Linked DNA regions of Homo sapiens: region 1 is linked to region 2. Evidence: chromatin contacts called from ENCODE Hi-C or POLR2A ChIA-PET data. All regions are on one chromosome and are shown on one strand. Each heading gives the region's core, a stretch centred on a gene start or an enhancer-like site at or near the end of the contact. The rest is flanking DNA. Distances are from core to core; before and after follow the strand shown.

Region 1 (7,232 bases), core at 4,281-6,780, 110 kb after region 2:
GCTAAAAGCAGTTGCAACAAAAGCAAAAATTGACAAATGGACTGTAGTTACATGAAGGAGCTACACAGCAAAAGAAAACTATCAATGGAGTCAACAGACAACCTATCGAATGGGAGAAAATTTTTGCAAACTATGAATCTGACAAAGGTCTAGTATCCAGCATTTACAAGGAACTTAAATTTAAAAGCAACTCCATTAAAAAGGGGGCAAAGGACATGAACTGACACTTTTCAAAAGAAGACATATATGCAGCCAACAAGCATATGAAAAAAGTTCAATATTACTGATTGGAGAAATGTAAATCAAAACTATAATGAGATACCATCTCACACCAGTCAGAATGGACACTATTAAAAAACAAAAAAATAACAGGTGCTGGCAAGGTTGCGGAGAAAATGGAATGTTTATACACTGTTGGTGGGAGTGTAAATAACTCCTTTTTTAAAAAAAATGAAATTCTTTGCTCATTCATATCTCCCTCTAAGGGAGAGTAAAATATAAACTTACAGTTTCATAAAATAAACCTATAGTTGTATTTCTTTTCCATGCTTTTATACTTTTAATAAATGTATATAAACAATATGTGGTTTGGTGTTTTTTCACTTTATCATATCTTTTACCATATATCAATTTTTTTTTCTTCTCCAAGTTTTACTCTGTCACCCAGGATGGAGTGCAGTAGTGTGATCACGGCTGACTACAGTCTCAACCTCCCGGGCTCGGCCTCCCAAGTAGATGAGACCACAGGCATATGCCACCATGCCTGGCTAATTAATTTTTTTTTTTTTTTTTGTAGAGACAGGGTCTCCCTATGTTATCCAGACTGGTCTCGAACTCCTGGGTTCAAGTGATCCTCCTGTCTTGGCCTCCAAAAGTGCTGGGATTACAGGTGTGAGCCACTCTGCCTGGCCCCATACATCAAATTTATTCAAAAAGTTTGTAGTGACCTCAAAAGTTTGAACACCTCAGAAGTTTGACCTTGGTCTTCAAAATTCTCTTAGACTTTTACCAAATGAATTTTAGAATCTGCTTATCAAGTTCCACAAAGAAACTATATTGAAGTTTTGAATGAAAATGCACTGAATTTCTATTTCAATTTGGGAGGAATTGACTTGTATATACATGTACTAAGTATTTTCATTCATGAACAGGGTATCTTTCTCCATTTATTCTATTTAATACAATTTAATACTTTTCTCCAATAAGGTCTTACACATTTTTGGTAAACTTTATTTTTATGTACTTTATAGTTTTGTTACGATCGTAAAAGACTAGGAGAGGCCGGGCGTGGTGGCTCATGCCTGTAATCCCAGCACTTTGGAAGGTCAAGGTGGGTGGATCCCTTGAGCTCAGGAGTTTGAGACCAGCCTGGGCAACATAGTGAAACCCCGTGTCCACAAAAAATTCAAAAATTAGCTGGGCGTGGTGGTGTGTGCCTGTAGTCCCCACTACTTTGGAGGCTGAGGTGGGAGGATAGCTTGAACCCAGGAGGCAGAAAAGACTAGGGGCAGAGAGACTAGTTGAGGATTTATGCAGAAATCCAGGTAAAACAAAAGCAAAACAAATAAAGAGAAATCCAGGTAAGAATTATAGCCTAACAAAAAGAAGATTCATCTTGGAGAGAGATGTGTACAGATCAGAGAACTACTTAGGGAGCACAATAGACTAAATCATATTTAAAGGACAAGAAAGGGAAAGAATCAAGGCAACTATAGGGAAGGCAATGCAATTTATTCAGATAGGAAACCTAAGAAGACAAAACTTAGGTTAGAGGGTGATAGTCATTTTTCTATATGGTTTATTTGAAGTGCCTTTCCAGGAGGCAGATGAAAAAACATGGGCCGAAAGCTCAGGAAAGATATTTCAGGAGAGGCCTGAAAGTCTTAAGAAAAGTAGGCGAAGACATGGCATGAGATTGCCTAGGGAGAAGGTGAAGTAAGGACAAGGGCAGGAACTTGAAGATGGGAGAGTTAAAGGATGAGCAGCAGTAAAGGAGCCCACAAAGATAACTGGGGAGTAGTTAAGAGAGGGAAGATTTGTAGAGTGCTATACAAAATGGATTATTCATATGATTGTTATTGTAGTTTACTTGTATGACATAAATCATTTTTGGTACATAGGAAACAATAAATTCTTAGACATTTCATTTGAAAAGTACCTAATGTTGTAGGAAAAAAAAAGCATGGGCATTAGATTCCACAGGCCTAGTTTAATGGATACATAACAAAGAACCGTAGGTCATAAGAGAAAAAGCAATTATGCTGACCTGTGGGAATCAGAAAAGCTCCACAGAAGAGGCTATAAAGGAGCTGAGATTAAAAGAAATGTATAAGTTTACTAGCCTGACAAATGTGTACAGTGTCTCACGGTGGAAAAACATTTCAGGCAGACAGAACAAGATTTGTTGAAGCATGGTCTCAGTTTCCCCATCTGTTAAAAGGGGTTAATACCTACCCTGCTTGGCTACTATAGCAATTAAGTAAGAACACATATGTAAATCATCAAACAGAGTTTCTGTTATATCTTAACTGCTTAATAAATATTCTCTTTAACCTGTGGTATATTTCTTCTGTTATCATTGTTATTTTTTGAGATAGTCTTGCTCTGTCGCCCAAGCTGGAGTGCAGTGGTGCAATCTCAGCTCACTGCAACCTCCACCTCCCAGGCTCAAGCAGTTCTCGTGCCTCAGTCTCAGGTGTGTGCTACTACACCCAACTCATTTTTTGTATTTTTAGTAGAGACGGGGTTTCACCATGTTAGCCAGGCTGGTCTCAAACTCCTAGCTTCAAGTTGATCCGCCCACCTCAGCCTCCCAAAGTGCTGGGATTACAGGCATGAGCCACTTTACCTGGTCCTGTTATTTGTCTGTTATTTATTATGTAAGATTTGCTATTATCCTATTACATGTATTCTTAAATTAAATTATATGTTTGAAGGGAAGGATCTGTGAACTTATAATCTAGAAACTATGCAACTAAAGGTCAGTAATATGTCCTTAAAATGTTATAAAGTGTTCAGAATATGCGGAAGTGATAATACATCAGTATTTCCCTTCCAATTCCCTACTTTATTATATATGCTAACACTTAAAAACTTTAAATTTTGTAGCAATTAACTTTCACATTACAATTTTTCTAAATGATTTTAGTTGAACTAACAGCATTAATAGTTTTCCAAAGAAATAAAACTTCTTTGAAGAAGCTGCTGTTATAGTAAAAGTATAATATAAGTAGAGATAAAACTTTACAGTAATTCAGTTTTACAGTTACATATCTGTTCATTACCTGAAGAGCTGGTTGTTATCATCAACATTTTCTGATCCCCACCTCCCTTTGATATCTTCAATTACATGATTCTTAAGAAATTTCCTCAACAGTTGGATAGTCTGTTGCCTTGTAACTTCAGGACCAAAATTGCTATTATTTCTTAATAGGTCATAAAGCCAATCCACTGCTTCTCCTGCTGTGAAACAATTGCCATATTTTTTAAAGTGTTGTCTGTGTTTTCTTAGAGGCATTCCTGCTCGAAAAGATGTGGTAACTTCATTCCACTGTAAAAAGAAGGAAAATATTTTTAAAAAATTGAAGAAAAATTAAATCTCATATTGATTTGAAGTACATTAGGTAAAGAAAATTCTTTAATTCACATCTGATTATATCATAAAAATTCTTGAAGAATCATTCATCTTATTTGTGCCATATAAAATTTTATATCTGGCCGGGCACGGTGGCTCATGCCTGTAATCCCAGCACTTTGGGAGGCCGATGCGGGTGGATCACCGGAGGTCGGGAGTTCGAGACCAGCCTGACCAATATGGAGAAACTCCGTCTCTACTAAAAATACAAAATTAGCTGGGCATAGTGGTGCATGCCTATAATCCCAGCTACTCAGGAGGCTGAGTCAGGAGAATCACTTGAACCTGGGAGGCGGAGGTTGCGGTGAGCTGAGATTGCACCATTGCACTCTAGCCTTGGCAACAAGAGCAAAACTCAGTCTCAAAAAAAAAAAAATTATATCTTACACTGCTTTCTTTTTATTAATTCTAGTGCTGTAGTAATATTTTTATGTAATAGCTTTTTTATTAGAAGAACTTCATTGGCTGATCTAAGATCCTTATTTAAGATCCTGAGCTTATTTAAGAAATCTGGAAATAAGGAAGAACTACAATCAATAGAGAAAACATTCATCCCTGTTTTTTACCTCAATTAATATTAATGTTGGTAGCACTGTGCTTCACATTCATTATTTCACTTTAATTACCCCAATTCTATGAATAGGTACTATTAATTTCTCATTTTTCACATAAGGAAAATAAAGCAGAGAGATTAATAAAATGACCAAGGTCACACAGCTAAGTGATGAACCTAGGCATTCAAACCCAGGTGTGATTGACTCTAGAAACTGATATTGAGCTGCTCACTCTGTACTGGCCTGAGGACACAGTAATAAAAATGACAGAAAGGGACTCTGTACTAAGGGAGATTACAGAACGGCTTTCCTGAGATGCAGTACAGGGTAGTGGCTTTAAGAACAGGCTCTGGAGTTAGACTAGTAGGGCTGGTTTCCCAGCTCTAGCTCTGCCACTATTGTTTATGACTTTTTGGGCCTATCTTCAATCTCTATGCCTCAATCTCCTTAACCACAAAACAGGGACAAAAGGACCTAACGAATGGGCTTATTGGAATGATAAAATGATGTAATATATGTGAAGTACTAGTAAGCATTCAGTGCATGTTTTCTTTTTCAGCGTGCTTATACTACTTTCATCTAATGGGTTTTAAATAATGTGGCAGGACTACTGATTGAGGTTCCTTCCTGTCCTAAATTCTATCCTTCATATTGGTAAATATAGCCAATAACTTACTAAGTAGCAGAATCCATGTAAGATCGCCATACCAGGAAGATCTGAATTCTAGCTCTGCCACTTGCTGTTGATGTGACTCTAGAGGGCATTTAACGTCTGTGAGCCTCAGTGTGCACCTGATAAAGTAGGGCTAATAATACATGCTCGTCTGAAGGGCATTCCTAAGAGGAAAATGCTTGTTATTCTGCAGATCACAACACACTTTAAAAAACAGCATCCTCCTGGGAAACCCCTTAAGGCAAGCATGTATTAGTAACCTTTACCAATGTGGAAACAGGCTCACAGAAGGTAGGGGACTCACCTAACGTCACATAACCAGCACCACAGTATCCTATAGAACCGAAGACCCAACTGCACAAAACGCGTTAGGAGTGCTGTACGTGCAATTCAGGGACCACCAGCAGTGGTTACTGATGGGTACTCAGAAATACCGTTTTGAAACAGGCAGCTGTTATCCTAGTGCTATTCGGCCGATACATCCTGCGTTAAATTCTATGGGTTCAATAAACAAAATTGCCACATTCGGGCTTGCCCCCCACCTAACCCTACAAAGCTTTGGACCTCATTCCCAATTGTTCCCTAATTCTGAGGCGGGTAGAAAATCAGGCGAGGTGAGCGGCCAAATCGGAATATTCTAAGACGCCCCCACGGGACGCCGGCCACACCAGGCACAGGAGTCGCTCCTCATAGCGAGTCTGGTGCGGCCTACGCGCGGCGCTTCCTTTCGGACCTGAGGCCCAGACCCTCAAAATAGAGGGAGCGGTGAGTCTGGCAAGGGTTGCATACCCGCTACTTCTCCTCGCCAGCCTTTTCACTGAACCTAGGGATCCTGGGACTCATCCCTCCGACCGAGGTAAAACTGCGAACGGTCGAGGTAAAACTGCGAACAGTGGTGACTGCCGTCAGCCCGCTGACCGGTCCCGTCTATCCGAGCTGTCTTACCAGCTTGGTGGCCCGATAAGGCCCGGGAGGCACACCCTGACTCTCCATAGGTCTGTCAGCGCCCGGTGGCGTCCATGGCGGCGAAGGCGACACTCAGGCCCAGCGGCCGCGGCAGTGGCGAGTCTCGGCACAACCGTTGGCCCCGCCGCCGATTTGAATAGCATAGAGGGCTGCGCGGATTGGCCGCGCCGCGGGTCACGTGACGCCACAGCCAGGCTCGGGAAGGAGTCGGCGAGGGCCGCTCGGCTGCGTCCTGGGGCTCCAGTAGCTGGCGCGGGCTGGGGTGGGCTGGGCTGGCCTGGGACCGCCTCGATGGGACAGGCTCGGGTTTCCCTGGCGCTGTTTCTCCCTCCTGCGGTCTACGGCGAGGCGGAGTCACAGAGTCCTGTTTTCGTGCTCAGAGGGGATGAGCTCTTTAGTTCCAAACGAAATTATTTGGAGTCCAGCCTTTGGTTTAAGGGAATTTGAAATTTGAAAAGACAAGAAAATACGGTTTTTCTGCCTGGCCCTACAGGATCTTCAGCAGTTAGCTTAGAAGGCAAAGCAACCTGATGGATATGTGTCGCAGTTTCTCTCTCTGCTGCCTATCCTCTCTCTCAGCAGGTGCCATGATTCTCTGAAGTGCTAAAATCTAGGTTCAGAACCCCCTAATTGTGCAGTAAAATGGATCATTCAGAACCCCCCAGTTGGGTAATAAAATGGATTATAGGTAGTCTTTCTTAAGTACATACAATGTGGGGCTTGGGAAAGGTTGTGTACAACTTGTCAAATTGCTTCCCTTAAACTCTACCACTGTATAAGAATGTTGGTTATGTTTGGATCGTGATTATACACTTAAAATTTCACTAGGATCTTAGAAAATAAATCTTCAACAGAAGTCAATTTTCAAATGACAAAAACTACATTCCGAGAGTTGAAGAGACTTACTCAGTCTTAGGTCTCCTTGGCAAAGCACAGACTTCATGCTTTTAATAAATACCCTGTCACCAGTCTGAAACTATCTGATGCTAAGAATCCCTTAGTAAAGTGGGAGATTGCTTGAGTGATTTGAAGCTGTGGAAGAATTCACTTGGAAATTAAATAGCAGTTTAAGAGGATAGGATGCAGTAAAAAGAAGAGATAAAGAAAAATGTTCAGGGAGTGGTAGTGTAGGTCTGTGGAGTTTTCCTTAATTTGGGCAGAAGCACATCTATTTTCTACCAGGACCAGTGGGTAGGAATTTTCAAAAACATACTTGGTAAACAGGAACAATCTACTCAATTTTCCACTTATGTTAAGGAAAAGTAAAATGATTGATGTTACAAAATAATGTTAACTGTTTCTTACCTGGCTTTATGATACATTGTCCCAGGATTTTCGTTTTTCTTTTCTTTTTCCTTTCAGAAGGAAATGGAGATGAGACTGTGGAAGCCAAAATTTATTTTTG
Region 2 (6,757 bases), core at 2,902-5,401:
GTTCTCACACTTCTATAAAGACACTCCCTGAGACTGGGTAATTTATAAACAAAGGAGGTTTAATTGACTCACAGTTCTGCATGGCTGGAGAGGCCTCAGGAAACTTACAATCAAAGCAGAAGGGGAAAGAGGCACCTTCTTCACAAGGTAGCAGGAGACAGAAGTGTGTGTAAAGGGGAAAGAGCCCCTTATAAAACCATCATATCTTGTGAGAACTCACTATCACAAGAACAGCATGGGGGAATCCACTCCCATGATCCACTCACCTCCCACCAGGCCTCTCCCTCAACACCTGGGGATTACAATTCAAGATGAGATTTGAGTGGGGACACAAAGCCTAACCACATCACCCTGCCTCTACAAAAAATATAAAGAATTACTGGGCTTGGGCTGAGTACAGTGGCTTATGCCTGTAATCCCAGTACTTTGGGAGGCCGAGGCAGGCGGATCACTTGATGTCAGGAGTTCGTGACCAGCCTGGCCAACATGGTGAAACCTTGTCTCCACTAAAAATACAAAAAAAATTAGCTGGGTGTGGTGGTGCATGCCTGTAATCTCAGCTACTTGGGAGGCTGAGGCAGAAGAATCACTTGAAACTGGAAGGCAGAGGTTGCAGTGAGCCAAGATCGTGCCACTGCACTCCAGCCTGGGCAAAAGAGCAAAACTCCATCTCAAAAAAAAAAAAAAGAATTACTGGGCTTGGTGGCGTGCACGCGCCTGTAGTCTCAGCTACTTAGAGAGCTGAGGTGGGAGGATAACCTAAGTCCAGGAGGTCAAGGCTGCAGTGAGCCATGATAGCACCACTGCACTCCAGCTGGGGTGACAGAGTGACACCCTGTCTCAAAAATAAACAAGTAAAATAAAACTAAAACAACGAGCACTGTATTATCTAATGCAATTTATAAAATAAGCAAAGTTCAGCAATCTTCAATGGAAAAGGTCATAGTATTTGAAAATTAAGAATGTTTTGATGCTGATTTTTATCAAAATGGTACTTCAAGCCATTAATTGGAACAAATTCCAAACTCACAGTTACTTGCATCACCTCACTTTAGAATCAAATCATGAGTCCATTTCAGCTAATAATTTATTTTGATTTTTAGCTTCATGGTCCACTTCAATGGAAAGAGATTTTGTAGCAGTGACTTTGCTTCTCAGACTTTCAGTGAGTCTCATTTTCTTCCTCACAGGCACTATACTCACTGTTAGCATAGCCATAGTTCCCATAGTTGGGAACTCCTGGGTACTCCTATACCCAGACCTGCCCGCCTCATCCTGCCAGAGAAAAGAAGGAAAAGGCAGGCATGTGGGGAGAAGTGGTGAGTGGGTAGGAAATAGGTAGGGGTGACCCAGAGCACATCTTCAGTATCAGTGCCCAGCGGAATACCAATTTCTTCCTAAAAGTGCCATGACATCAGTGAAATATAAATATTATGCCTTTTTCGAATTGCAATGTGTATAACTATTATCCTATGTTTGCCCCACTATTGTATGTTTGGAGTACTGGAAGATCATAACATGTCTCTTTAGTTTTACAGGTCCACAGATAGAGAGGAATTGTGCCTGGGGACTGTTATTATGGGTTACCCTAGAGCCCCATCCTCTCCTGATTTCTACATGATTTACGTGATGGGATTGGGGGCATATGAGCCATTGAGATTTAGATGAGAATTTTTGATTTTGAGTTGATACTCTAATGGGAATTTGGGGAAGACAGTATTCTAAATAGCCCCTTAATCTCTGCCCTCTATTGTCACCCCCTTATTATGTTATGTTACATGAAAAAGTGATTTTACAGATGCTATTAAGGTGACTAATCAGTTGACCTTAAAATAAGATGTCAACCACGTGGGCCTATCCTAATTACATAGAGCCCTTAAAACAAGAGAGTTTTCTCTGGCTTACTGGGGAAGCAAAAGTCAGAGATTCAAAGCCTGAGAGAAATTCAATGTGTCACTGATGGCTTGAAGAAGGAGGAACCTACAAACTGATGAATTTGAGTGACCTCTAGGAGCTGAGATTGATTCCTGGGCAACAGTTGCTAGCAGAGAATGGAGACTTTAGTCCTACAACCACAAGAACTGAATTCTGCCAACAACCTGAATGAGCTCAGGAGAATATTCCTCCCCAGAGTCTCCTGATGAGAACATAGCTCAGCTGACATCTTGATTTTATTCAACCTTTGAGATCCTGAACAGAGGGCCCAGCTACAATATGCTGGATACCTGACCCATGGAAACTATAGCTAATAATCTGTATTATTTACTGTTGTAAGTTTGGGGTAATTTGTTATGCAACAATAGAAAACTAGTGTGTGTGTCTATGTAACACTATGTGTATAATTCTATGCATTTATATTCTTTAAATAGAAGAGATGACATTTTTACAAAATCATATAAAATCGGTCTAGCCAGAGGTTTATAGAACAATCTTGTGAGTCAGTAATAAAATGAAATTTATAGTACAGATAGAATTCCAATTTTTAAAAAGCCCTTAATAAAGAGGGATAGCTCTAGGTTCAAGCTTCTTATTGCTTTATCCTTCTGGGAGAATCTGTGAGAAGGATACCTCATTAGTATATACTGTCAAAGGGTTGAAATCTCAATAAAACAAACAGTTCAACAAGTAATCATTTAGCACCTTATAAGTGCCACTGGACACTAAGGTTAGCACTGGGGGTTGGGTGATTTTTTTTTGTAATTCAGGACTATGAGAAATAAATTTATGTTGTTTATGAGTTGGTATAAGCTTATAAGAGCAAAGGATATTATAAGAGCAAAGGATGCATTCTTAGCATTGGATGCTCATATACCTCATCCAAGGGAGATGAGGTGAGTGTGGCTTCTTGACTTTCTCCTGTTCTTTACAGAACACTGCCCCAGCTGGTGGAGATGGCATTTTGCCTGTCCAGGTTGAGGTCCTTTCAGGTTGCAGGTTGCAGGAGGCCATAAGCAGGAGCTTACCAAGTCTCTTAATACCTCAAATTATGTCACTCCCAACCGCTCGTATAATTACTTTATAAGGCTGCAAAAACTGCCTTTAGTTAAGCTCCATTTCCTTGGTCTAACTAGTGTAGATTTCAGGTACAATTTCTTACTATGCCAGTGGTGCCACCCTTACCACATTGGTCTAGGTTTTAGAATAATGACTAAGCATTTCATATGAGTAGTTATATTAGAATGATGAGGAGTGTAAAATTGTTCAAGATGTAGCAAAGCTTAACATGAAGGCTGGGCTACGGTCCTCAAAACCTAGTTCATAGAGTAGTCCTGGGAATTAAATGATGTAAGGCATTAATTAAATGATATAAGTGCTTAATTCAATGCCTGGCATAAACGAACAACTCAATAAATGTTAGTTGCTATTGTTGTTAATTGCTATGACTTACTTGTTAGTGCCCTTATGGTAACAACTATTATTGCAAAATAATTACAGAAAAGAAGGGCTGATATTGGGAGAAAGAGGAGAGGATCTGGAAGTCCTGAAGAGGCTGAAGAAATAATAGACTGGGAGTAACTGAATGAGAATGTTGGAAGAAAGGTTGCAGTTAGTGAATGGAGTGTTTGAATTTAATATTTAGGAGATAGAATAATTCCAAGTAATGATAGAAGTATAGCAAACTGGGATGGACGTGGAGTATGTGTGATGTGAAATGGGAGATAGGAGAAGAAGGTCATTAACACTAAGGAAGCCAAAGGAGTCTGGAGAATCAGGTAGGGTATCCGTGTGGCTTTGGAACACTCTCAGGATGACAGCACAACTTAGACTACAGGAGGCAATGGAAAACACTAATGTCTTTAATAAAAGAAGGAAGTACCTGAATCCTTGTTGGTAGGATTTCCAAGACTGAGAGTGTCTCTGGATCCTGTCGTTTTAGCAGAACTACTCTGTGCACTATTTATACCCTTGTTGGAGTTCTCTCTACCTTCTAACTTCAGGAAGTGATTTTATTGTGCCAGTTCCCAGAAAGCTGATGGGGCAGTGTATTCATGCCCAAGCTGGCTGTTTGGAATACATCTAATGTACCCATTCTTCCAGCCCAGGCAAACTGCCCTTAAGAGCTACTTGATCCAACATCACGAAATCTGTTCTCATTCTAATTTAGAATGCAGGAACTTGTGTGGTGACTCATATGTTTGAAAAGCTCAAATTAAGTAGTGGTGATCTCAACCATGATTCACTGATGAGAACTGGAAAGTGATTCATCTCCTTTATGTGCTTGTCCTTGGGAGTCTCCAGGCTTAAAGGTCTTCCAGAAACACACTGCACTCAAGGAAAGACACTGGGCCCTCCTGTGGTGGTATTTTAGCAATTACACAGAGGCATTCACTACATTTTTTTACTAGGTCATTTCCTTTAGTTCATTTTATTCCCATCTACAGTCCACAAGATGCTCTTGTGCTGTAATGATTCACTGCCGATAAATGAAAAGTCAATGATACTTTTAGGTCAAAGGTGGGTGTACATTTAGTAAACCATTGGTGCAGATTCACAATTATCTAATATGTAGGGATAACTGTATTTTTCTTAGTATGTACTTGTTATCAAGGAGTAACTTTTTTCTTACCACAGTAACAGGGTTTGAATGTATTTTATATGATACTGTCAGAGGCGTTTAAACCAGAGCAACTCCATCTTGCATAGGCGCTGGGTAAAATAAGACTGAGACCTACTGGGCTGCATTCCCAGGAAGTTAAGTCACTCTTAGTCACAGGATGAGATAGGAGGTTGGCACAAGATATAGGACACAAAGACCTTGCTGATAAAACATTATGTGGTCAAGAAGCCTGCCAAAACCCACCAAAACCAAGATGGTGATGAAAGTGACCTCTGCTCTCCTCACTGCTCATTATATGCCAATTATAATGCATTAGCATGTTAACAGTTACTCCCACCAGTGCAGTGACAGCAGTTTACAAATGCCATGACAATGTCAAGAAGTTACCCTGTATGGCTTCAAAATGGGAGAATCCCTCAGTTCTGGGAATGGCCCACCCCTTTCCTGGAAAACTCATGAATAATCAACCTCTTGTTTAGCATATAATCAAGAAATAACTATAAGTATCTCCTTAGTCCAGCAGCCCAAGCTGCTGCTCTGCCTATAGGGTAGCCATTCTTTATTGCTTTACTTTCTTAAAACTTGCTTTCACTTTCCTCTATGAGCTCACCCCAAATTCTTTCTTGTGCAAGATCCAAGAACCCTGTCTTGGGGTCTGGATCAGGACCCCTTTCTGGTAACAATACCAAGAGGGAATACTAATTAAAAAACTAGTTTAAAGTTAAGATAACTTACACTAAAATAAACCAAAGATTCTTGTATACTGGTAATAGCACTGTGTGGAATTACAAATCCATACCCAAACAATCTACCTGACAAAGTAAGATCATATAATTTAACCAGATTAAGTATTTTTGCATCTACTATGCTGAGCAACCAGAACTAGGTAGGCACTATTGCTATGAATTTTCCTAGTATTTGTTTAAAAAAATTCACTATAGACCTGGTAAACAATCAATTACAATCCCATCTGATATAGTTGTGACCCTGTCCTCAGTTTGTAATGCTTCTAGCTAACATTTACAGTGAACCCATTTTGTGATAGGAACTGATCTAAGTACTGTCAGGCCTCTGAGCCCAAGTCAAACCATCGCATCCCCTGTGACTTGCATGTATACGCCCAGATGGCCTGAAGTAACTGAAGAATCACAAAAGAAGTGAAAAGGCCCTGCCCCGCCTTAACTGATGACATTCCACCATTGTGATTTGTTCCTGCCCCACCTTAACTGAGTGATTAACCCTGTGAATTTCCTTCTCCTGGCTCAGAAGCTCCCCCACTGAGCACCTTGTGACCCCCGCCCCTGCCCACCAGAGAACAACCCCCTTTGACTGTAATTTTCCATTACCTTCCCAAATCCTATATAAGACGGCCCCACCCTTATCTCCCTTCGCTGACTCTCTTTTCGGACTCAGCCCACCTGCACCCAGGTGAAATAAACAGCTTTATTGCTCACACAAAGCCTGTTTGGTGGTCTCTTCACACAGAGGCGCATGAAATTTGGTGCCGTGACTCGGATCAGGGGACCTCCCTTGGGAGATCAATCCCCCATCCTCCTGCTCTTTGCTCTATGAGAAAGATCCACCTACGACCTCAGGTCCTCAGACCAACCAGCCCAAGAAACATCTCACCAATTTCAAATCTGGTAAGCGGCCTCTTTTTACTCTCTTCTCCAACCTCCCTCACTATCCCTCAACTTCTTTCTCCTTTCAATCTTGGCACCACACTTCAATCTCTCCCTTCTCTTAATTTCAATTCCTTTCATTTTCCGGTAGAGACAAAGGAGACATGTTTTATCCGTGGACCCAAAACTCCGGCGCCGGTCACGGACTGGGAAAGCAGCCTTCCTTTGGTGTTTAATCATTGCAGGGATGTCTCTCTGATTATTCACCCACGTTTCAAAGGTATCAGACCACGCAGGGACGCCTGCCTTGGTCCTTCACCCTTAGCGGCAAGTCCCACTTTTCTGGGGAAGGGGCAAGTACCCCAACCCCTTTTCTCCTTGTCTCTACCCCTTCTCTGCTTTTCTGGGGAAGGGGCAAGTACCCCAACCCCTTCTCTCCTTGTCTCTACCCCTTCTCTGCTTTTCTGGGGAAGGGGCAAGTACTCCAACCCCTTCTCTCCTTGTCTCTACCCCTTCTCTGCTTTTCTGGGGAAGGGGCAAGTACCCCAACCCCTTCTCTCCTTGTCTCTACCCCTTC

The links. A loop is a pair of places that touch in the nucleus more often than their neighbours do. ChIA-PET counts read pairs that join two places held with the same protein, here RNA polymerase II (POLR2A). Pooled maps may share reads with other maps.
Region 1: a map of endothelial cell of umbilical vein shows a loop between it and region 2 (4-fold over the local background). The contact joins the promoter of DEPDC1-AS1 here to the enhancer-like site in region 2. A Hi-C loop is called at or near these places in 1 of 168 maps with a recorded cell type or tissue (endothelial cell of umbilical vein) and 2 of 50 pooled maps. POLR2A ChIA-PET finds 5 or more read pairs at or near these places in 1 of 52 experiments (OCI-LY7).

What each region holds. Positions count from the first base shown.
Region 1 is chr1:68,491,146-68,498,377 of GRCh38, forward strand. DEPDC1-AS1 (DEPDC1 antisense RNA 1) reads left to right here and starts at 5,531. Exons shown (of 3, transcript NR_110671.1): 1 at 5,531-5,626. It overlaps DEPDC1 (DEP domain containing 1), which reads right to left and starts at 5,937. Exons shown (of 12, transcript NM_001114120.3): 1 at 5,807-5,937; 2 at 3,285-3,550. The coding sequence starts at 5,854. RefSeq lists enhancers at 5,618-5,667, 5,778-5,837.
Region 2 is chr1:68,380,385-68,387,141 of GRCh38, forward strand. No RefSeq gene overlaps it. Among named protein-coding and RNA genes, the nearest start is that of RPE65, 66 kb to the right of the region's middle. RefSeq lists an enhancer at 3,676-4,875. Within about 2 kb of position 4,152, at least 9 of the 41 ENCODE cell types and tissues checked have a DNase peak (open chromatin) inside an H3K27ac peak, as active enhancers do; they include endothelial cell of umbilical vein, where a contact is called at or near this core.